3 separate regions of the Homo sapiens genome follow, and all the other regions are linked to region 1. Evidence: chromatin loops called from intact Hi-C (ENCODE). Cell type or tissue: heart left ventricle. All regions are shown on one strand.

Evidence for each region. A loop is a pair of places that touch in the nucleus more often than their neighbours do. Peaks named below come from ENCODE experiments on the same cell type or tissue, not always from the same donor. Only the 100,000 strongest peaks of a DNase experiment are listed, where the experiment ranks them.
Region 2: it touches region 1 in a loop (7-fold over the local background); 80 of 110 quality-filtered maps call a loop at or near these places.
Region 3: it touches region 1 in a loop (5-fold over the local background); 10 of 110 quality-filtered maps call a loop at or near these places.

Annotation. Positions count from the first base shown.
Region 1 is chrX:110,143,188-110,151,187 of GRCh38, forward strand. TMEM164 (transmembrane protein 164) reads left to right here. Exons shown (of 7, transcript NM_032227.4): 5 at 1,611-1,689. Among named protein-coding and RNA genes, the nearest start is that of MIR3978, 65 kb to the left of the region's middle. In heart left ventricle, CTCF peaks have their summits at 2,792 and 3,569 (motif pointing left); no DNase peak of the experiment used is centred here; H3K27ac peaks cover 1,848 bases.
Region 2 is chrX:109,903,018-109,911,017 of GRCh38, forward strand. No RefSeq gene overlaps it. Among named protein-coding and RNA genes, the nearest start is that of TMEM164, 96 kb to the right of the region's middle. In heart left ventricle, no CTCF peak of the experiment used is centred here; no DNase peak of the experiment used is centred here.
Region 3 is chrX:110,041,945-110,049,944 of GRCh38, forward strand. All of the region lies in intron 2 of TMEM164 (transmembrane protein 164), which reads left to right. Among named protein-coding and RNA genes, the nearest start is that of MIR652, 9.4 kb to the right of the region's middle. In heart left ventricle, a CTCF peak has its summit at 4,341; no DNase peak of the experiment used is centred here; H3K4me3 peaks cover 2,681 bases; H3K27ac peaks cover 6,510 bases.

The DNA of each region.
Region 1 (8,000 bases):
TCAGTTTCCTCATCTGTCAATTGAGGATAATACTTTACCTGTCTGCTTCCTGGGTATTTTGAGACATTGAGTAGATTGTGGATGTGAAATCATTTGAAAAGCATAAAGCAGTACCTAAATTTAAGATACTAGAGTGATCTCAGACCACATTACTGTGAGGGTCCAGTGTAGATCTCTCAGGCCTCTCCATAGCTACCTTGTGCTGATAATGCCCAGTGTCCAATTTCATGACCTTTTCCAGCTGGGGTCTACAGTGATACTTGGACTCTTACCTCCTTTTCTCAGTTTTTACATTTCCCTTGGTGAGTGTAAAGTAATAGTTGAGCAGCATGTGGGTCCCTGGGAAATTATTTTCCGTGTGGATTTTTATTTTTAAGAGCCAGAGCCAACGTCTGTGTCCAGCCTCCACAGTTGTCCCAGCTCCCATTCTGGGAGCTCTGCCATCTTCTTGGTTTCAGCCCTTGGCATAAGACAGACCTGGGCTCCTGTGGCTGGGGAGCCTGTAACTGCCTCCTCTCATTAGCAGACAGTCTTGGTTATGTGCTTGCCCTGTGGGGAACAGGGAGGCAGCTGACCCTTTCCCCTGGGTGCCTTTGTCTGTCCTGGCATACTTTGGGGTGTGTGTGTGTGTGTGTGTGTGTGTGTGTACACGTGTGTGTGTATGTTAGAGATTCTGTAAGCCCAAGAGGCTAGGCCTCTTGTCAGCTGCCAAAGTTCTTTTTTCCCCAGAATTGAGTTAGCCACCCAACTGTTTCCATTCTCTGCCCGCTGCGAAGCTCTACAGCAGGGCTGCTGTGGCAGGTCAAAACATGCTCTGCTTTGAGAATACAGAGATTCCATTTTGAGAGAGATGGGAAACAGGAGCGAGTGAGTGGGTGTGTTGGATGTAGGGAAAGTGAGGACATTCTTTTTGGTAAGCTGTGCCAAAATTGGCCCAGAAGCTTGGTCTAAACTCAAAAGTAGGGCTAATGCTGGGCTGACACCCAAATATCCAATGGGGAAAGTTTATTCTTGGATCTAGACCCTATGAGACCTAGCAATCATTTTTTTTTCTCATCTGGAATATGGGGATAATTCTACTCCATATATTCTTCATGTCAAATGAGAAATAAACTTGTAAATAGTCTACCGTCTAGTCTCCAGGAGCAGGAAGTGACATAAGGTTGTGATTCTTAAAGTATTTTGCAGAATACAAACTGTTACTAAAAAAAGAATCACTTGCTAAATAAGTTTGGGGAACACTGGATAAACAATGGCATGTTTTTTGTCTGTAGGGGCCACTCAGGTCCTTCATATTCCAATAATACACATGGGAAACCACCAAGGGGATATATTATATACTACATCTCCTAAATTTTTAACCAAACTTTCTTAGTGGAGCATTTACAAGTACCTTCTCTACAAAAGACATCTAGGAAGATCCTGATCTAGATCAGAAGAATATTCATTTTGTTCTTTTTTTTTTCCTGCAATTGTAAAGAGAAGTGAATTGGTGAAATGCATGGGATTGCTGAAATATGGGTCCTGAACAGCAGGGGAGGTCAACTTTGGACTCTGTTGAAATGAATGCTTCCTGCTCTAAAACACTTCTCTCCCTCCTATCCTCACAGCTCCCCTTTGAATTGGAGATTTACTACATTCAGCATGTTATGCTCTACGTGGTACCCATCTACCTGCTTTGGAAAGGAGGTAAGGCCAGCAAACCACATTCCTATGTAACCCCCACACCTAACCTCTCCCTTCTGTTTTTGGGAGTCACAGCCTCTTGGGTGCTTCCCAGGATCTTCAGCTGCCGCTTGACTGAGTTTCTTCAACATAATTTATGCCGGGCACCAGGAAGTGGGGAGATGGGAATGGACGAGGCCTGCAAGGGGTCTGGGGACTTTTTAGACCCACCCTTCACTGGGTGACTATGGTGCTGCTGACTGTCTGTCACAGGGCCTGGGCTTTGGGTTCTTGATGGTGGCATTGTGTTTGCATGGAGCCCCCCACACTGTCACCTTCTTGTACTTGTGCCTTCCCCCTGCCTCAATGTGCAGTGTGGGATAGAAGGAGAGAGTAAAGCACTCGGTCCCCTCAAGAACAAAAGAAGATATTGTAAGGGGCAAGAAGTCCGGGGACCAGGGCAATTATGGGATTGAGGGGAGAGGCAGGTGAAAGAGTGGTGGTCACCCATGTAAAATAAACCACTGAAAACCTTCATTTGGTGAAGAGGGAGAGACCACCAACCTGGTAGAGGCAGCCTGGAAAGGAAGCTGATCTATTTGTAACCTCTCAGTGACCCTTAGATTATCCCTTCCCTCTATTGTGTAACAGACAAAAGGAAAGGGGTGCCTATCCATCTAGGCTTGTTGTGAGAGCCACTCCTTCTCAGTGTTCTTTACTTTCTGAAAGGCCCTGTGACTGGAAGTCATCCTCTTTTAGTTTTAGCCCCAGCCTCTCTATCTCAGTTGCTGAGACTTTTCTGCTCCTACCTCACTCCAGGCAGCAAGGGTTTCATTTCTACCATACTGAAAGTGGCATGAGGCCACATGGGCCCTTGAGCTCACTGGAAGATAGTCTGGGAGTTCTGCTGGGCACTGCTGCTTCTTGGCTTATGCGTGGATGCTCTAAATCAGGCATTCCGGCAGATCTTAAGATCTGGTGTGAGATAGCCCCAAGGACTGGTCAACCCAGGAACATATTACAGGATGGAGTCTACTTATAGTCCAGAGATTTGCCTCCTATGCCTTGATTTCTATCAGTTCTCCATACTTGCCTAAATATTCTTTGAGACTGCTTTTACCCTGTGCGGCCACTTGGGGTCTCACGATGTCCCAAAACACTTCCTTTTAATTTGCTGTAAAAGCACTATTTTCCTCACGAGGCTTTAAGGAAAGTCTGAAGTTCCAATATCCAGGAGACTTGTGCCATTTCTCAGGTCTGTCCCCTGTGGCACAGGAAACAGCCTCTTAATATTAAGTCTCAGAAATACACACATTCTGAATAGAACCAGGCAGATAGGTGTTCCTGGGCCTCAGAACCCTGCTACTCATCGTTCCTGGCTTCTGAGGTGTGTGATGGAAGTCCTAGCCAAATCTGCATGGCTGTTATTTAAACATATTTGTACTCTAAGGTCACCATAAAAATCTGTCAGGTAGCTGGGTTAGACTGGTCTGACATGGAAAATACCAAGTAGCCATCTTTCCTCCCTCCAAAAGAATAATCCAGGAAGCCACATCCTCAAGACTTGGCTAACTCTAAGATAATTGTATCTCCTTAGAGCAGATCCTCCCGATAGCCCAGTTCCCTAAGTGGCGAGGTGAGAGATAGTAGGGCTGTAATGAGAGACAGTATGCTCTGTTATTGCTAATAACCAATAGATACCCTGGTGCAGTGAGGGTTTAGCTTGCAGCACCAGTGGAGTGATCTCACCAAACTGACTTTTTACTCCAGGACCTCAATGAGAGCATCTACCACCCCGCAGAAGTTGATGGGCCCCAGTACCTTCTATCTGGCCAACTTTGAGCTATTTTGAGGGCTCATCTCCCATCTCCCTTTCCAGCTCTTTACTGCCATCTGCTGTTCACTTGGGGGGAATTATGAGCATTGAGAGAAACATCTGGATTTCTTCACCTTTGATCCCAAGCCTTGGACCTAGGCCTTGCAGAGGGAGAATGGATCTGAAGCAAGCTGTCAGAAGATTAGTTTTCTGTAAACCAAGAAAGCCGAGAGTCTGGGGCTTCTGTTCCCTAGAAGTCGCTTGTAATTTTGTAGAAATAAATGGCTTAGCAATTTTTACCCAGTACAAGACAGCTCTCCTATAGGTATCTCCCATGCCCAGGAACCCTGTTTTCCTGAAAGGCAAGGTCCTGCTTGAGCATATAGTGCCTCTTCCTATGGTTTGGGGTGGGTGGGTAGGTGGCGCCTTGTGGGAAACCCACTCATCCCTTATTGTTGCAGACCTTATGCACTGTCACAGTACATGGGACCTCTCTCATCCACACTGCTCTTTTCTTCCTCTGGCCTGTCCCTTCATTTCCCTGTTTCCTTTCCTTCAAACTTGTTGCCTGTGGCCCTCTGGAACTCTATTTCTTTTTTTTCTGTGTTACAGTATTTTTAAATTTAATTTTTATTAGATACTGACAAATTATGCTTTTATATATGTGTAGGGTACAAGGTGATGCTACGCTATATGTATACAATGCAGAATGATTGAATCAAGCTAATTAACAAACTATATTTCTTACAAACCACTCCCAACCCCACCGGCAGCTCTGCATGGGGCACAGAGCCTTCCTGTCTCTTGCCTACAGCTTCCTCTAATGGAGGCTGCTCTTTCTGCCCTGCCCCATATGCTGCAGAGCCCCCTCTGTCTCTTCTAGAGCACTATCTCATCTGTACGTTAGGGGAAAAAGGCTTTCTCTTTTACTATTCTCTCTCTTTTTTTTTCATCACCACCATCACTTGACCTCTTGGTCCCTTCCCCTATATTCCTAGAAGTCACTGGCCTGTAGCTCTCAATATTTCCATTATAATTTGAGCCAACATCCTGAGAGACTTCTTGTAAGGACCACCCATCCACCCCAGCTTCTCAAGGTTTGGGCTTCTTAATTGCAGTGACCTCAGCATTCCCTTCTTTTCAGCCACCAGGACCTTGTTTTCCCGTAAAGCTCCTCTATGTGAGAACGTAACTCCTGTTATGTTCTTTCTTTGACCCAAATCTCCACTCCTTTCCTCTTCTTCCTATTCAGCTTGTATCTCCATGACCTATCATTGAAACTTTCACTAGCTCCTGAAAGTGTCTCACCTCCCTTGTCCCTTCCAACTGGGATCAGTGTCCCATGCCTTTTCAGTGTGCCCAGTCTTGGCCTACTGGAGGAGCTCTTTCAAGCCATTCTGATTAGGGCCATGAAAATTTCATGATGTCTATTATAATTGTGCTCTCAACACCATTGCTCAATTTATTTTCTGTCTATGGCCAGCTCCTCCACACATTGCCCTCACAAGTCCTGTGCTAAATCTTTACCACCCTCCTCAAATTTCCTGTCTACTCTGTTCAAACCTTCTGTTCTCTCCACCCTCAATAGATCCCCCCTCTCCCCACAAATGACTGAGAAAATTGAGGTTTTGGGATGGAAATTTCCTCAACACTTCTCTCTACCTCTACAAGCTTCTTTACCCACATCCATCCCTATCTTCCTCCTTCTCATCCTGGAAGAAATGGTGTTCATTCTGTTCTGGCCAATAATATCCCTGTGCGATTAGCTCCCACCCCTGCTACCACCTCTGGAGCCTCATTCTATCAATTAATCACTTATGTACCTGGATATTCTTTTTCTTTCTTTTTTTTTCTTTTTTTAGACAGGGTCTCACTGTATCACCCAGGCTGGAGTACAGTGGTGCAATCACGACTCATTGCAGCCTCAACCTCCTGGCTTACATGGTCCTCCCACCTCAGCCTCCTAAGTAGCTGGGACTACAGGCACATACTACCACACCCGGCTCATTTTTTTTTTTTTTTTTTTTTTTTGTATTGTGTAGAGACAGGGTTTTGCCATGTTGCTCAGGCTGGTCTTGAACTCTTGGGCTCAAGTGATCTTCCCACTTCAGCCTCCCAAAGTGTTGGGATTACAGGCATGAGCCACTGTACCTGGCCATTAGCTGAATTTTCAACCCTCTCTTCACTGCTGGCTTTTCAGCCAATACAGATGTTCAAATCTTTCCCATTCTAAGAAACTTTCTCGCAATCCCATACAACTCTGTCTTCCCTCTTCCCTTCACACCTAAGCATCCTAAAAGAATAATCTAAACAACATTTTCTAAAATTTAGTTCTTTGGGCAAGACAATTTTTGTCTTATCCACGTAACCATGTGTGTTATTATGTATGTAATACATGTCCTTAAATCTATTGAGTTTTTTTTTTTTAACTAAAATATATACGCTTTCAAGAGAAGCCCCATAATATCCATGAGATTGTGGCTTTGATTTACTGGTTATCTATTTTAACACAGTTTATATACAAAACTATTAAAAATGAAATGTTTATCTGTTTGCCACCTGAAATCACCTCATACATGGTGCATAACTTTGGGAGACACTGGGGTCTGCCCTTGAGTTTTCTTCTCAATTACCCTTTATTCCTCAGACCATTTACTCTGATATCTAACCCTCTACCAGACTTTTCACAGAAATGGTGCTTCTAAAGATCACCAGCAACGTCTGTCTGACCAAATCTAATGACCATCTCTCAGTCTTTATCCTACGGAATGCTGTTGCATTGGATGGTATTGATCACTCCGTTTTGGATTGCTCTGCTTCGGGGCTTCCAAAGTTCCTCCCTTTCCTGGCTTTCCTACCTCACCAATCATGTCTTCTCAAGTCTCCTTCACAGGTTATTTTTTCTCACTCCTCTGAGATGTTGAGTTCTGTTCTAGGCTCACATCTCATTCTAATTGTCTGGTATGGTTTTGCCTGCTTTCACGGTTTAACTACTAGTCTGTCTAGTTATGGCTGCTACATCACTGTCTACAGCTCAGACTTACGAGAGTCACATTCATATAGTTTACTCAACTTCTCTACCTAAATGTCTCAAGCATATGTCAAACCCAACCTGTCTGTGTCAAACTCATTATCTTCCCTGTCAGCCCTCCTGCTCTTCTTGTGGTTCGTGCCAAGTAGCAGCATCCAATCACCCCAGCTAAAAACTGGGAATCATCCCTGCCTCCTGTATGCAATGCATCCGTTCATCTCACATATATTAACATATGCCTTCTTCCTGCCAGGATCCAGACTGACCACTGGGGTGCCCTGATAAGCAAAAATCAGACACCACCCTGTCCTTCATAACATTTATAAGCTAGTGGGGGTGGAGTGGGGAGATGGATATGAATCAAATATCACATGAATTTATAGTTATGACTGAGATAAGTACTCTGAAAGAAAGGAACATGCTCTTATGAGAACTTAGAACAAAACAAGCTGACTGAGTTTGGGGGTTTGGAGGAGAGTTCCCTGAGGAAATGACATTTAAATAGAAATCCAAAGGGTGAGTTGGAGCTTATTAGGCAAGTACAGGATTAGGGGAGGTGACTTCTTGTAGATGGGCAAAATGGCATGTACAACAGCACTGTGGCAATGGGGAGCACAAGGGGAGTGGATGACACTGGGCCTGAGGGGCAGGCTGGCGTCATATATGAAGGCTTTGTCACCCATGGTCAGGGGTTTGGCCTTGATTGCCAAAGCTATGGGAAGCCTGTGAAAATGTGAAGAAGGGATATAACATCAGCTTGCTTCACCAATTGATTCTTCTCTGATTTAACTTATTTGCACATTTTACACATTTTAATTCAAAAATCTAAAATATAAAAAGCCATACTGTGAAAAATATATTTCCCGTCCCTTCCCTCCATCCATATAGTTCCCTGCTACAACTCCACGAGTAACTACTATTTTTGGTTTTTGTATATCCTCCCAGAGTTTGTTTTTTTGCATATACAAGTAAATTTTAAAAATATTTTCCCCCTTCTTCAGACATTCATCCTAAAATAGCAAATACACAACCATCCTGTTGTTACTGTTTTGCTTAGCAATATTTCTTGGAGAGCTTTCCATGTGAGCCCACAAGAAGCTCCCCCTTTCTTTCTTTTTTTTTTATAGTGGCATAATATTACATTGTGTGGATGATAGAATACAGTATAATAAAAATGGCAGAGCTTTGACATAAGACAACTATATGCCAGATATTGTCACACACTTTTCCCATGCATTAACTCATTTAATCCTATAACAACTCTGTTAGGAAGGTGTTATTATTATCTCCCTTTTATGGAAGAGGAAACTGGTACTCAAATAGCAAGTGACAGTCCCCGGATTTGAAGCCAGTAGTATGGTTCCACGGTTCTTGCTTTTAATCATAACACAAAGTTACAACACTATATCATAATTTATTTTTTTCAGTCTGCTATTGATGGACATTTAGGTTGTTTCAAATCTTTTGATAATGTAAATAACACTGCAC
Region 2 (8,000 bases), 240 kb before region 1:
CTGCTTTTGTACTGTTTCTCCACGAGTCACAAACTGGTTTGCCTTCCCCTTACCACCATTCAGAATTCTGCTTGGTTGTCTCTTGTGCCATTTTCAGAGTTTATAGTTGTCTTAAAAGGGGGAAATGGGTTTTCTCAATCTTGTCCGGATCAGAAGTCTCCTAAGCCTTTTTTGTTGTTCTTGTTGCAAGACAAACTTGTTCTAGCCATAAAGACTTTTCCCTTGATGTTCTCTGCCTGGAATGCTCTTCTTTGAGATTGTTGAATGTTTGGCTTATAGTCTCTGTTCAAATGCCATCTTAGAGACACTTACCTTACCTAATGTAGTCTCCCATCACCACTCATACTTACTCAATTACTTTGATCACTTTATCCTGTTTTACTTCTTTGTAGCACTTAATACGTTATGGGATAACCTTGTCATTTTGATTGTTTGCTGTGGTCTCCACCATCTCTAAAGTAAGCTCTAAGGGAGAAGATTTCTGTCTGTAAGAGTAAAAACATAGAATGAAGTGGGCCATTTTCTTTCTTGTTCATTGGTGTGTGTTTATAACAGTACCTGACAGAGAATAGGCCCTCAATACATGTTTGTTAAATGAATGTATGCATCCAGCCCTAATTAAAATATCAAGGTGATCTGACACAGGTATCAGACAGATGTCCAGTGCTATTACCAGCAGACTGATATCCTGAGCTGTCTAGGACAGGTTTTATGGGTATGGAGTATAGAGGAGACCTGTTCTATTATAGTAAATAGTTGACTTCAAATATACTTTTTTTTTTTTTTTTGAGACGGAGTTTCACTCTTGTTGCCCAGGCTGGAGTGCAATGGCACGATCTCGGCTCACTGCAACCTCCACCTCCCGGGTTCAAGTGATTTTCCTGCCTCAGCCCCCCAAGTAGCTGAGATTACAGACGCATACCACCATGCCTGGCTACTTTTTGTATTTTTGGTAGAGACAGGGTTTCACCATGTTGGTCAGGCTGGTCTCGAACTCCTGACTTCAGGTGATCCACCTGTCTCAGCCTCACAAAGTGCTGAGATTACAGGCATGAGCCACAGTGCCCAGTCCCAAATATACTTTGAAGGAACATCTGGGAGGTCCACATTTGCTAATATCTGCCATTCTCTGAAACACTTCTGTCTAGGTTAAGGCCAAGACAAGGTATCCTGAATTCCTAACTTTTGCATTCATGAAGATGACATCACCATGTGCCTCATCATTATGATCATTTATTGTCATACTCCAGGATTTATATGGATCCTAAAATATAGTAGGCTTCCAACAATATGCTAAGAATGTTCATCTAAAAATAGCTTCTCCTTCTCCCAGCCACAGCACCATCTTAGTGAAGATAGACACTATTGAGGAAATGGCCCACTTCATTCTATGTTTTTACTCTTTATGCATACCAGCCTCTGCTATCTTTCTCTTCCAGGACCTTCCCCTAAGCAAATCTCAGAAAACCCAAACTTCGCCTCCCCTTGAAAGGGTGACCTGAGCCCTAGCGACAGTAGCTCAAGGAGTAATAGTGTTAATTGTTTCGTTTCAGCTCAATTAAAGTGTTGGAGGTGCTTCAAACACATTCTAACCACTCGTTTGTAGCAGACATGAAGGTATGCTGCTCAGATCTGCCTTTAAGAGAACACCTGCCACAAGGAGTTCAATTAGCTGACAGCCTCCAGAGCTGTAGCATCTTTAGGATCTGCATCTTCTTTTGAGCTGAGCCCATATGCTTCTGGGCAGTCCTCACACAATGACTGAGGTAGGGGTGAATGGAGCTTACCATTTCTGGCCAGTGCAGGATGCCTCTGTGGGTAGTCTTTGTATGGGAAAGATTACTGTTGAACTGGCTGAGATTTCTCAGAGCTGCATCACAGTTTAAGGCTCTTCTTATCCTATTCTTCTTCCTTCTCCCTCTTGTTTTACAATGGTTATGCCTGTAGGTGGTATGAAGGCTTTCTCTGCCTACTTCTGCTTCCTATCCCCTCTTATCATTTACTGGTCTTACCCCCATTAAAATCTCTTTTGTTCCTATCTTTTGGCGTCTGCTTCCCAGAGGAACCAAAATGATGTATCCCTTACCCCTTCTTGATTTTAGGATCTCCGTGTCTGAAAGTTTTTCAGCTACTACCTTGATTCATATTATCTTCTGGGCTCTTTGATGCTGACATCCTGTTTTGGATGATCCTTTCATTATGGGCCATGGAACTTTGTTTCAGACAGAAGCATCATCTGACATTTTCTCTCTAGCTCCATAGACCATGACCACCAGTGTGGTCTATATATTTAACATTGGTTTAGAGGATAGAAACCTTAGGTTCTTGTCTCAGTTCTACTACTTATCACCATTTAACCTTGGGAAAATCACCTGCCCATTCTGTGCCTTAGTTTTTCTGTTTATAGTAAAAGGCTGGGACTAAATGACCTTGAAGGTCCATTCCATCTTTGACATTACCTATCTGTATATCACAGGATCCTCTGGGTCAGCAGATTTCAGTAAGGAACACTCTACTGCCATAAAAATACACAGAAAATGATGGTGGCTTTGCCCACAGCCTATTGTAAGACTATTTAAACACAAAAGGGCTAAATGTAATCATATGGGGTGAGTTTAGGAAGTGACAGGCCAGAGCTTGAAGCTAAGCCTGCGTCCTAAAATGAGATGGCAATAATGGGTAGAAGTGATGAAAAGTCCAGGCAAGAGGAAAAACTATGGTGTGCAGAAAATGTAAAGACACACCAGCTCTAGTCCTGTCAGCATCAAAGAAGTACAATTAAGTTAACAAGGCATTCATCCCATGAGCAGAGCAGCAGTGAGGAATCTAGGAATGTCTAAGCAGATGAGCAGTACCATCCAAAGAAGGAGGGAAATTGGAGAATCAGGGAAGGACAGGGAAGAAAGATAGGTTTTTAACCTTAGAAGTTGAGGCACAGGGCAGGTTATGAAGTCAGGCAACTAGGTAGCTAGACAGGGAGAGATAAGCTCTGGGCCCCAAGTGTACTTGTCTTAGGAACAAAGCCCAGCTATTAGATACAAGGTAAAAAGTTAGCCTACAAGCAGCTAGCTAAAGCTCTTTATCTGATGCCACTCATTTGCCAGCACTATTGGTCTGGGACAGAAGCTACTAGTAGGTAGGAAGTGTGAGAAGAGGAGGACTGTGCACAAGCAGGTCCATAGTATCACAGTTAAGAGCATGGGCTCTAGAGCCAGAGAGCCCTAGGTTTCAAGACTGGCTCTATGTCTTATATACTATGTGATCTTCAGCAAGTTGCTGAAACTCTCTGAACCTTTATTTCCTTCTGCAAAGAAGGGATAGTAATATCTCTTTATAGGCCTAGGGTAAGGATTGAATGAGTTACTCCACAGAAAGAATTGAGTCCTATGCCTGGCACACTGCTACAGTTTGAATGTTCCCCCAAAAACTCATGTTGAAATTTTTTTCACATAAGTTATTGGGGTACAGGTGGTGTTTGGTTACATGAGTAAGTTCTTCAGTGTTGATTTTGAGATTTTGGTGCACCCATCACCCGAGCAGTATACATTGCACCATATTTGTAGTCTTTTATCCCTCACCCCCTCCTACTCTTCCCCACAAGTCTCCAAAGTCCATTGTATCATTCTTATGCCTTTGTGTCATCATAGCTTAGCTCCCACATATCAGTCAGAACATACGATGTTTGTTTTTCCATTCCTGAGTTACTTCACTTAGAATAATAGTCTCCAATCTCATCCAGGTCGCTGCAAATGCTAATTCATTCCGTTTTATGGCTGAGTAGTATTCTATCGTGTGTATATATACCACAGTTTCTTTATCCACTCATTGATTGATGGGCATTTGGGTTGGTTCCATAATTTTGCAATTGTGAATTGTGCTGCTATAAACATGCATGTGCAAGTATCTTTTTCGAATAATGACTTCTTTTCCTCTGCGTAGATACCCAGTAGTGGAATTGCTGGATCAAAGGGTAGTTCTACTTTTACTTCTTTAAGGAATCTCCACACTGTTTTCCATAGTGGCTGTACTAGTTTACATTCCCACCAGCAGTGTAGAAGTGTTCCCTGTTCACTGCATCCACGCCAACATCAATGATTTTTTGATTTTTTGATTACGGCCATTCTTGCAGGAGTAAGGTTGTATCACATTGTGGTTTTGATTTGCATTTCCCTTATCATTAGTGATGTTAAGCACTTTTTCATATGTTTGTTGGCCATTTGTATATCTTCTTTTGAGAATTGTCTATTCATGTCCTTAGCCCACTTTTTGATGGGATTGTTTGTTTTTTTCTGATTTGTGTTCCTTGTAGATTCTGGATATTAGTCCTTTGTCAGATGTATAGTTTGTGAAGATTTTCTCCCACTCTTTGGGTTGTCTGTTTACTCTGCTGATTGTTCCTTTTGCTGTGCAAAAGCTCTTTAGTTTAATTAGGTCCCAGTTATTTATCTTTTTTTAATTGCATTTGCTTTTGGGTTCTTGGTCATGAAATCCTTGCCTAAGCCAATGTCTAGAAGGGTTTTTCCAATGTTATCTTCTAGAATTTATATAGTTTCACGTCTTAGGTTTAAGTCCTTCATCCATCTTCAGTTGATTTTTGTATAAGGTGAGAGAGAAGGATCCAGTTTCATTCTCCTACATGTGGCTAGCCAATTATCCCAGCACCATTTGTTGAAAAGGGTGTCCTTTTCCCACTTTATGTTTTTGTTTGCTTTGTCAAAGATCAGTTGACTGTAAGAATTTGGGTTTATTTCTGGGTTCTCTATTCTGTTCCATTGGTCTATGTGCCTATGTTTATACCAGTACCACACTGTTTTGGTGACTTTGGCCTTAGAATATAGTTTGAAATTAGGTAGTGTGATGCCTCCAGATTTGTTATTTTTGCTTACCCTTGCTTTGGCTATGGTCTCTTTTTTGGTTCCATATGAATTTTGGAATTTTTTTTCTAGTTCTGTGAAGAATGATGGTGATATTTTTATGGGGACAGCATTGAATATGTATATTGCTTTTGGCAGTATGGTCATTTTCACAATATTGATTCTACCCATCCATGAGCATGGGATGTGTTTCTATTTGTTTGTGTCATCTATGATTTCTTTCAGCAGTGTTTTGTAGTTTTCCTTGCAGAGATCTTTCGACTCCTTGGTTAGGTATATTCCTAAATATTTTATTATTTTGCAGCTATTGTAAAAGGTGTTGAATTCTTAATTTGATTCTCTGGTCACTGTTGGTGTATAGGAGAGCTACTGATTTGTGTACATTAATCTTGTATTCATGTTGAAATTTAACTGCTAATGTAACGGTATTGGGAGGTAAGACCTTTAAGAGGTAATTGAGTCATGAAGGCTCTGCCCTCATGAACGGATCAATGCTGTTATCATGAGAATGGGTTAGTCATCATGTGAGCAGACTCCTGATAAAAAGATAAGTTTTGTCTCAATTTTCTTGCTCACCATATGATGTATTCTGCCATGGGATAACCCTTGCCAAATGCTGGTGCAGTGCTCTTGGACTCCCCAGTCTCCAGAGCTGTGAGCCAAATGCACTGTTCTTTATAAATTACCCAGTCTGTGGTATTCTGTTTAAAGCACAGAAAATAGACTAAGACATACATTGTAAGTGCCTAGTAAATGTGAACTAATGTTCTTATCCCTTGTCTGACATTGGCCTTGAATAATGCAAGCCCCTTCTCATCAGTTCCCTAATTTGTGAGAATGAAAACAGGAGCCTTCATGGTTGTTTATAAGTTATAAATTCTCATTCTAGGGAAAGCGCTCATTAATATTCTTACCACTATTTCTTATAGACAGCACCAGAGGCTGAGATTTATTTAATATGAACAATTTAAAATAATTTCTGTAAGCGCACACACAGCTAGCTTTCAATTACTCACTCTAATGGAGAAGATCAGAGTCATAGGTAATCTAAAACTGTGCCAAATCCAAAGTCATCTCTGTTTGGCTTGGAAATGAACTGGATACACTTTTTTTTTTTTTTTTTTTTTTGCAGCATATTTACCTTTTGGATTTTTTTGTGCTTGGCCAATAATAAAATAAATTTACATTATCTAAGCACACTAGCTGACAGCACGTGAAAGTGCACAGAAATACTCCTGGGGAAAAAGAGAAGCTAAGATCATGATACTAAGTTTGCTGCAATGAAGAAGGGATTTACCATACATTTTTATTAGTGATTCTCAGAGTTTAGAAGAGATTTTTTAAAATTGTATGGGGAACTTGTTAAAAATGCACATTCGCAGCTCCAACCATTTTATAGGTGAGAAAACTGAGGTTCAGATAGGGGAACTGACCTGCTCCATGTTGTAAAGTTGAGGGCACAATGGGAAGTAGGACCTAAGTCTCCACAGCTCCTCATATAATGTACTAGGCAGCGATAATAATGGAGTCCTCTGAGGAAGAGAATAGAGAGAGAAGGCCATGTAGAAGGCAGAATAATGAAACTTGGGGATATTTTCACATTTGGTAGGGTGAGAGAAGGAAAAGAAGACAGCAAGAATGAGAAAGTGAATGAAGTTAATTTCTTTGAACTTGGCTGATCTCTCAGAAACTTCTAACCCAGTAGTTCTCAAACTACTATGCACCCAGGTCAATTTGAGCACCTGTTGAAAATATGGATCCCCAGACAATCTGATTTAATAGGTCTGAATTAGAGCTTAAGTTTGTGTTCTTTTTTCTTTAAGTCAGCACCCCATGTGATTCAGAATTAAGTAAATGGAAAATCACATCTTGAAAAATATTTGTCTAACCTTCTAAGATCTTGAAGTTTACGTCAAAATGTTTTAAGGAAATACCAAGATCTTTGAAAACGTGGGATTTCCCCTGTTGAATTACTTGGGACCAGGGATGAACTTTGACAGCCCAAAAGCTGCTGTGAGTGAGCACTCTGTCTGAGTAGTGAAAGCATGGCATGCTGCTTGAGGATGCAGGCTTTAGCACTACACTGGTCTGTGTTCAAATCCTGTTTCTGACACTTACTAGCTAAGTCATCTCTGTCAAATTCTTTGCTTCTGTGTGCCTCAGTTTCCTCATCTGCAAAGTGGGAATAATAATAGTATCTGCCTAGTAGAATTGTTTTGAGGGCGGTCTGTAAAAGTGTTTAATTTAGCAATCACTCAAACACAGCTTAGATTATTACTTTTTTCTTTTTCAGCGTTGCTTGCATGGTGGATCTTTTGCTCAGGATAAATCATCTGAAGACTCTAAGGCAGTTACAGTGACCAACTTTACCTGTTTGCCCAGGACCGAGAGGTTTCCCAGGATGCATGATTTTGGTGCAAAAAGACAGGCCCAAGCAAACCAGGATGGTTGGTCACTCTGAAGGCAGACCTCTCTGAAGCCCTTCAAGTACTTATTTGCATACATAATATTTTTTACTGGTAAACAGTAGTTATCAGCTGCTCTGCTAATTCAACAAGGAATAATTGCTGAAGGTTATCTGATACTATACATCTAGTAGCTACTCCAACTAAAATTTCTAACTTGAGCAGCTTGCAGAGAAGTGCATGGGAGTGATGCACACTTCTGGGATTCCCGAAATTCCCTATATCTGGATTGTGCTCAGCTGTACTGTATATATTTCTTAACTAGGTGATAGATTTCTTTTTGTAAATATGTGGTTGTCTATTAATAGGATCACAATAGTCTCAGAATTCTATTTGGTGGCTCAATAAATGTAAGCTGAATGAATAAATGACTATCAATTGAAATGTCTTCACTTGGGTGTTTGGGAGACTTGATTTATGAAATTGAGAGGTACAGTTTGAAAACCATCTCAGACAGCAATTTCCTCCCTTGCACAGCACTAATTCTCTCTTAATGTGGCTTCCCAGAATAAAGGCATGACACAAGACAGGCACTTACCTTGTCTTGGTGAAAAGGCTCTTGAGATGCCTGTGAAGAGGATTTTCAGAGTTTCTAAATTTGGCCCTGAAGTCATCTGAGATGCGTATACATTCACATATACATATACATATACATCTGTCA
Region 3 (8,000 bases), 100 kb before region 1:
ATACCATAAAATTCACCTACTTAAAGTGTGTAATTCAGTGGTTTTCATATACTACATTTAAAAAAATTAGTTAAATATATACATATAACATACAAAATTTGCCATTTTAAGCATATTTAAGTGTACACTTCGGTAGCATTAATTTCATTTGGGATGTTATGCAACCACCACTCCTATTTCTAGCACTTTTTTTTTTTTTTAAATCACACCAAACAGCAGCTCTGTACACATTAAGCAATAACTTCCAATTCTTACCTTCCCCAGGCCCTGGTAACCACTGTTCTACTTTCTGTCTCTATAAATGTGCCTATTCTAGGAACCTGTTATCGGTGGAATCATATAATATTTGTCCTTTTATGTCTGGCTTGTTTTACTTAGCAAAATGTTTTCAAGGTTGTAGCATGTATCAGAACTTTGTTCCTTTTTTAAGGGTGAGTAATATTATATTGTATGTATAGATCACATTTTATTTATCTGTCAGTGGACATTTAGGTTGTTTCTACCTTTTGGCTATTGTGAATAATGCTGCAGTGAATGTTAGCATACAAGTATTTGTTTGAGTCCTTGTTTTCAGTTCTTTTGGGTATGTATATACCTAGGAGTGGAATTGCTGGGTCATATGGTAATTCTATGTTTAGCTTTTTGAGGAACTGCCAAACTGTTTTCCACAGCAACTGGCCACTTTACATTCCCACCAGTAATGTACAAGGGTTCCAATTTCTACATATCCTCACCAGCACTTGTTATTTTCTATTTTTAAAATTATAGCCATCCTAGCAGTATGAAGTGGTATATCATTGTGGTTTTGTTTTGCATTTCCCTGATGACTAATGATGTTGAAGTTTATTTCATGTGCTTATTAGCCATTTGTATATCTTCTTTGGAGAAATGTTTGTTCAAGTTCTTTGCCCATTTTTTGAAAAAACTGGGTTTTTGTTGCTGAGTTGCAGGAATTCTTGATTGTAGGCTTTGATTAGAAATTTCAGTTGCTAACTAATATCACCCCTGGAGTTTGTATTCTCAATTAGGGGTCTTCAGATGTTAACAATGGTGTGTGGTAAATGTTTAAAGCTCTGATTTATGGCATTTGCCAATTTCCATGGTCAATTCCAAGCTACCAGTCTGACCCCTCACTAAGGTAGCAAAGGAGTTGGGAAGAGATGTACACAATCAACTCTTTCTAGCCAGTGCTATTGGGCTTCCAGCATGCAACAGAATGTTAACTCACCACCCTATGGTGTAGAATAAAACTAACACAGAGGCATATTTATCACAGTGTCTACACTGAAACTATTTAAATTAAATTAGACATAACTAAATAATTTTCAATTACAACACTTTAGCTCCTTCAATAAAAGCAAGAATAATTATTTGTTGAGCACATCATATGCTAGATGTGCTCCAAGTATTAATAGATATTATTAGTAAATAGAGGAGGAAATGTAGAATAAGTTAGTAGTAGGCTGGGACTTGAAGTCAGACTCCAAAGCCCATGTGTTTGATCTCTTTACTGCACTGTCTTCTATCCCATTAGTGGAATTTACTTACTGAATGTTGACTACTATAAACAGAGTAGACTACTTTCTTCTAACCCCAGGGATGCTTCTGTGTTACTTTGTACCCTCCAGCCTCTCTAAATCCTGTTCAAATTGGAATTGAAAACTAAAGCTGTGGTGGTACCACATATCAAAGAACTGTAAGGGGTTAAAAATATCCTTTTCCTCGTTGCAAAAAAAGCATGTGTTGTAAGAAAAATTTAAGCAAGCGAGAAATGGCAAAAATAGAAAGTGAAAGTCCCCCATAAACCCATCTGCCAGAGATAATCATTATTAACAACTAGCATTTATTCTTTCAGAGCTTTTTCTTTACACATTTTTTTTAAAATAACAATGGGATGATTCCTTATAATCTGAGTCTCTTTTCACTTGATAATATAGTTAGGCTATTTTCCATGCCAGTGTGTATAGCTCTACTTTATTCATTTTAACAGCTTTGCTTCATTCATTTTAACAGCTACATAATATCCCTTGTGTGAAGGAAATGTAAGGGATTTTGAAGGGCTATTTTGAAGAAGTGATGATAGGTGGCACATGGGACAAAAAGGTTGAAAACTACTGTTGGGTACCAACAATAGAGGCACTATACTTTCCATTTCTCCCCCCAGAGGCTACTATAACTTACCTGAAACCATAAGACGAAAATCCATGAGCACTGGGAAGAGTTACAGGAAAACTCAAACTAAGCTAGTCAGGGATAATTGAGAGATAAGACTACATATCAAATTCCTTCACATGTCTTTAGGGCTTTACAGCCCTGGTCTTTGAAACTCTATTTGGAATCTTTCTTAATCTCCAGTAGGCCCTGCTTTGAGTTTGGGAAACATTGTTTTCCAGGAAATACAACCTTTTAATTTCCCCTCATCTGTTCCTCATCTTGAGAGATGGCCACCATCATGTTTTCTTGCTGTGATAATCTGTCAGGTTTTTTTTTTGTTGTTGTTGTTGTTTGTTTTTGAGACAAGGTCTTGTTCTGTCACCCAGGCTGGAGTGCAGTGGCGTGATCATAGCTCACTGCAACCATGAACTCCTAGGCTGAAGCAATCCTCCCACCACAGCCTCCTGAGTAGCGGGGACTGCCACCATTCCTTGCTTTTTTTTTTTTTTTTTTTTTTTTTTTTTACTTTTTTTCTACAGATGGGGTCTCACTATATTGCCCAGGCTATTTTGGAACTCCTGGGCTCACATGATCGTCCTGCCTTGGCCTCCCAAAGTGCTGGACTTACAGGCATGAGCTGACATGCCTGGCCTGATATGTCAGTTTTCAGTGGTTGTCAGTGTTTCTTTGTTTTCTCCTCTGTCCTAGGCACTTGTCACTAGGAAAGTGCCTAATGACTCCATCAGGTGTGGCATTTATTATTGTTGCAACAGGGAATTGATAAGAGAAAAGAAGGCTATCTGGGGGATGAGTTAGCCAAGAAGTGGAAGAAGACAGCTGTTATTAGGTTGCTGTCAAAATAGCTTGCTTTACTCTCTGGCATGTATCACTCCAGGGAATGAAATAATCCAAGAATGATAAGCTCTCAATTGCCATCTGTTGGTTTGTGATGCTGCTTGCCTTGTTCTAGTTAACATTGAACACTGACCTCACATGGCACTTGGAGAAACTTAGAGGAGGATAAGATGATCATAGGGTGTAAAGCAAACTGACTGAACGCTTGCAGAGAGATGGGCTAAAGGCCAGTGGTATCAGTTTATCAGGATTTGTCTGCCTTACACTCTCTTATCCTTCCCTCTTTACCCCAGGGAGCTGGCAGAATGGTGTTTCCTCTGTAATATGACATATTTAGATTCTTTTACCAGTTTAAAGAAGTTAATTTAATGGGGGTAAAGGGGGCTAAGTTTTTAGGGTTGGGGTCAGGTACTATCCTTTATAAGAAAGATTATGGGTGTTTGAAGCTCATGAATGGACATGTCATTATCTTTCAAATTACATGCTAAGGATCAGGTTTGTATCGTATGTATTTTACTATGCCTTCTGGTCCATATCTCAGACAAACCACTCTGTGCCAGCTGTGCTAGGTGCCAGCAGCCATGAACTGTGCCAGAGACCCTGCCTCCCTGGCTTAGGTTGATTGGACTGAGTGGCCACCTGTCACCAAGACAGCCCATCTGTCACCTAGCAGGTAACATGGGCTTGACGAGCTGAGAGCTGGGCCTTTTGTATTCCTCTCTTAGGAAATTAGAATTGGGAAGCTGAGAGCCTAAGGCAGTTTGTAACGGAAAAGAGCCAAAAGATGATGGGGAGTGGAGCAGTCATGACAGTTCATGTCCTAGCTAGTTTTTTGAAGGGACAGAAACCATGAGCAAACAGAGGGACCTTGCAAGGGAGGAACAGAGATGCCTTGAGAGACAGAAGAGCTGTTTCCTACAGACACCATGAACCCAGAACCACTTTCCAGTTCTCCTGAGGCCCAGCTTTATCCTACCCTAGGATTCAAATGGGATACCTGTATTCTTTCCACAAACCTCCCTTTTCTTGAGCCAGCTTGAATGAGACTCTGTTTTCCCACAATGGAAATTATCAGACCAGATCTAGGCTCCTACCTTTACAATCGACTTCTGGGTTGAGTCAACAACAGTTGGTTTACATTTAAGGCTGACATGAAGTGCTGAAGACTATTCTAGGTATTACGGGGAACAGTGGAAAAACACAGATACCTGATTATTTCTGTCAAGCTCAGTGCTGACGTTATGGGCTTTGAATCCGTGTTCCTGGCAAACAGTGAGAATGAAAAGAGGCAGGGATCCTGACTGTTCATTTATCACTTCACAGCTCTCAACCAACAGGGGGCCTTCTTTATCCTATTTAACCTCTCAGTAGAGTATTTGCCTTTTGCTTATTCCTCTTTCCAGTCAACTCTTGATTATTCATGTAATAGAGGAAAGCATTAATGTGAATGATAGAAGACTGCCCCACCTTGGCCTCTCTTCTCTGCCACAGCAGCATCCAGTCACAGAAATGGAAACAACTAGCAGGAGAGGTAAGGAGGCTGAAAAAAGGTGGGATGGGGCCAAGCAAATTAACATTGTTTCTTCTACTTTTATACCTTCTTTCTGTTAATAAATGCTGCCTGTTTGAGTTTCTCTTCTGGTGTCACTAGGAGATTGCTGGAACAGCAATGCCATTTGCTTGATTTAAGTCAAAATATGGGATCTTTTAAAAAACTAAAATAGAGTTGGGGGCAATTGACTAGGCTGTTAGTTTCCTCTCCCATCTATTGTACCCCCTTTTGTCAGTGCCACCCAGCTTTCTTGTTGGCTGAGTTTAATGTTGGGCCACTAGCAACCATTCTTTGTTCAGGATTTGGGACTCAGCTAGCCAAAATATCCACAATAGCATTTCTCAAAGTATGGTTCTTGACCCACTTGCATCAGAGTCACCATGTGTGCTTTTTAAAAATGCTGATTCCTTCCACCTTGAATCCATTGAAGGAAAAATGCTAATTCCTGGGCCCTATCCCAGAACTATTGAGTCCGGATATTGGAGTGGGGGACAGAAATGGCTTGGCTTGGAAATATGAATTTTAACTCACCCACCTCCAGGTGATATTTATGTGCTCTCAACTTTGAGAAAGGCTACTCTGTAAAATGGCCTGAGGGGATTTGGAGGGTAGCTCTGGGAAATTATCAACCCTTCTCTTTCACTCACTATTTGTAGAGCAAGTGAGTGGGTGGGGAGAGGAAAGTGGGGCATTCCAGGTGTCAGAAGGTATTTTTCAAAGTGCAGATAGTTAAAGGCTGTCTACTGAAAGGAAAGTGAAGAAAAATAGAGATGCCAGCATGCTAAATTAGATGACACTTAACACTCAAACATTTGTTGAATTAATGCCTGAATAATTAAGAGTTGATTGGGCAGAGACACAGGAAGATTGTGTTTAAGTTACAGACTTGGCTTGCATCCGTGTTTCCTTCTAAAGAGACCACCTTCTCCATTTCTGCATTGTCTTTCTTTAGAGTGAAAATAGCTAGTCATCCCCAACATATTTGGGGTTTTGTGGTAATTTAAATATCTAATAGGCACTGCATAATGCCATTCAATGGTTGTACCTAAATATAACCCTACTAATCAAAATGAGGATATTGTGTTTAAGAGTCTGGCTATATAGTCTCTGGTCTGATTATAGTGTTGAGTCTTTTTTCAAAAACTGTCTCTATGGAGTAAAGCAGGGTCCTGTGTTTCATTGCTTTCCAGACATTCCCCAACAAGTGCTGAATGGATTTTGTTGCAAAAGTTTCTTTGGAAGTCTATTTAGAATTCAGATTGCATTTTCCCAAGGACACAATATTCTTCTTGTGGTTCAGGTTCCCAGACCAGCTGGCAAAAGCCTATTTAATGTGAAGTAGAGTAGAAGTCCAACCCCACCAGCCCCTTACCAGAATGCCTAAAAATATTTTTGATGGGGAAAAGCCTCAGGGTTCAGACCTGTGATCCTAGGCATACATCCCAGCTTCATTCTCTGAGCAGCATCATAGGGATTTATTGTTGGAGGGAACAATTCAAACTCCTTTTCTAGGTCTCCTAGGCTTTGTGTGAGCTGACCTTTCTGCTCATCTCTCCAGTATCATTTCTTACCATGTTTCCTCTGGCACTCTATACTATCCAGGCAAAAGGAACTACTTTAAGTTCCCTGAACGCATCTTTGTAACCTCTATACTATCCAGGCAAAAGGAACTACTTTAAGTTCCCTGAACGCATCTTTGTAACCTCTGGGTCATTTAAGCCTTTAGCTATGCTCTTCCCTCTGCCTGGAGCCTTCTCCTCTTGCCTATCCCTTCTCACTGGTGTTTTGTGTTACAGCTCTCAAAGCTCTGATCATCGTTTTTATTATAGAGTGATTTGTATGCTTTATGTCATTTATCTTCCCTTCTGCCAGACTGAATACTCCACAGAAACAAAGACCATGTCTGTGTTACTCACTGTAGTATGCCCAGCACTTAGCATAGTGCCTGGCAAGTAGTAGGTTCTTAATAATGATATGGCCGGTAAATGAATGATGTTGTCCAGGGGTTCCCGCCCTCTTTTACAGATGTGGACCCTGAGATTTAGAGGGGCCAAGTTTTTTTTTTTTTCCAAGTCCATAGCAGCTGTTTTGGAATTAGAACTTAGGCCTTCTGACTTCCAGGCAATGGTATTTTCTTCCAGAGGTATACATTTCTGTAAATAAAGTCTGAATGCATTGGAATAACTTACCCTGGGGGTTATTTGTAGCAGTCTCAAATCATTTGATCAGGGTCACTACTGGTGATATATAGAGGGAAATAGGAGAGTGAAGTAATGCAGAACATACCTTCTGTAATTTAGATTTGGATCATTTTTGCTGGGCCTGGAGAGGAGGAGCTAGGGGAGTACAGCTTACCCATGGCGCTGCTTACGGAATTTAGACATAAGAGATGGCTGTTCATTATTCTGGGATTCCACATCTGTACAGAGTGTAGAACATAACTGAATACTCAGTAGGTATTTCTTGATTATGCGATTTGCTAAAATCACTCTGCTAGTGTGTTAAAAATACCATTTAGAGTTTTCTATACCATTTACCATTTAATTGATAAGCATGTGGTTTGATAAATGTTGTTGTTATTATTGTTATTAGAAGTAGTTTTATGTAGTTCTTATAGAGATATAAGGGCCTTTAGATCATTTGATTTGGGGCCCTGCCTCAGCTATTAAAAATTGCATTGTACCTTAAATACCTGTTGCCTAATATTGTTTGCCTTCTCATTGTGACTCTTGGGGGTTTCTGCTGCTCAGAATAGAATGGAATCTTTCATAAGACTGGATTAAAGGGCATACGGCCTAATGCAGCAGTCTCTAACCTTTTTGGCACCAGGGACAGGTATTGTGAAAGATAATTTTTCCATGGACTGAGGTGGGGGGTGGGGGAGGATGGTTTCAGGATGAAACTGTTCCACTTCAGATTATTAGGCATTAGATTCTCATAAGGAGCATGCAACCTATATCCAAAGCATGCAGCCTAGATCCCTCTCATGCTCCTATGAGAATATAATGCTGTCACTGATCTGACAGGAGGTGGAGCTCAGGTGATGATGCTCACTCATCTGGCACTCACTTCCTGCTGTGTGGCTTGGTTCCTAACAGGCCATAGATTGGTACCATTCTGTGGTCTGGGGGTTGGGGACCCCTGGCCTAATGGATCATCTTAGTAAAGTTCAGAGGCATTTAGGAGGAAGACCCATCTGATGACATGCAAGGAGGAAATATCTGTAGACCCCTGGAGAAGAGGGAAAGCAGTGCTTTTCCATGTGTAAGCTTGGGACTGAGGGTTGGATTTTTGTGGTAGGTACATGACTGGGTGGAGAGGATGACATTCCTCAGTTCTCCATTTGGCTTTCAGTAGGACACACTTCAGGAGTCCCACATCAGGATGGCTTTTTTTCTCCCTGTGGCTAATTAAAACCATCGTAAGCCCAAAAGCTAAA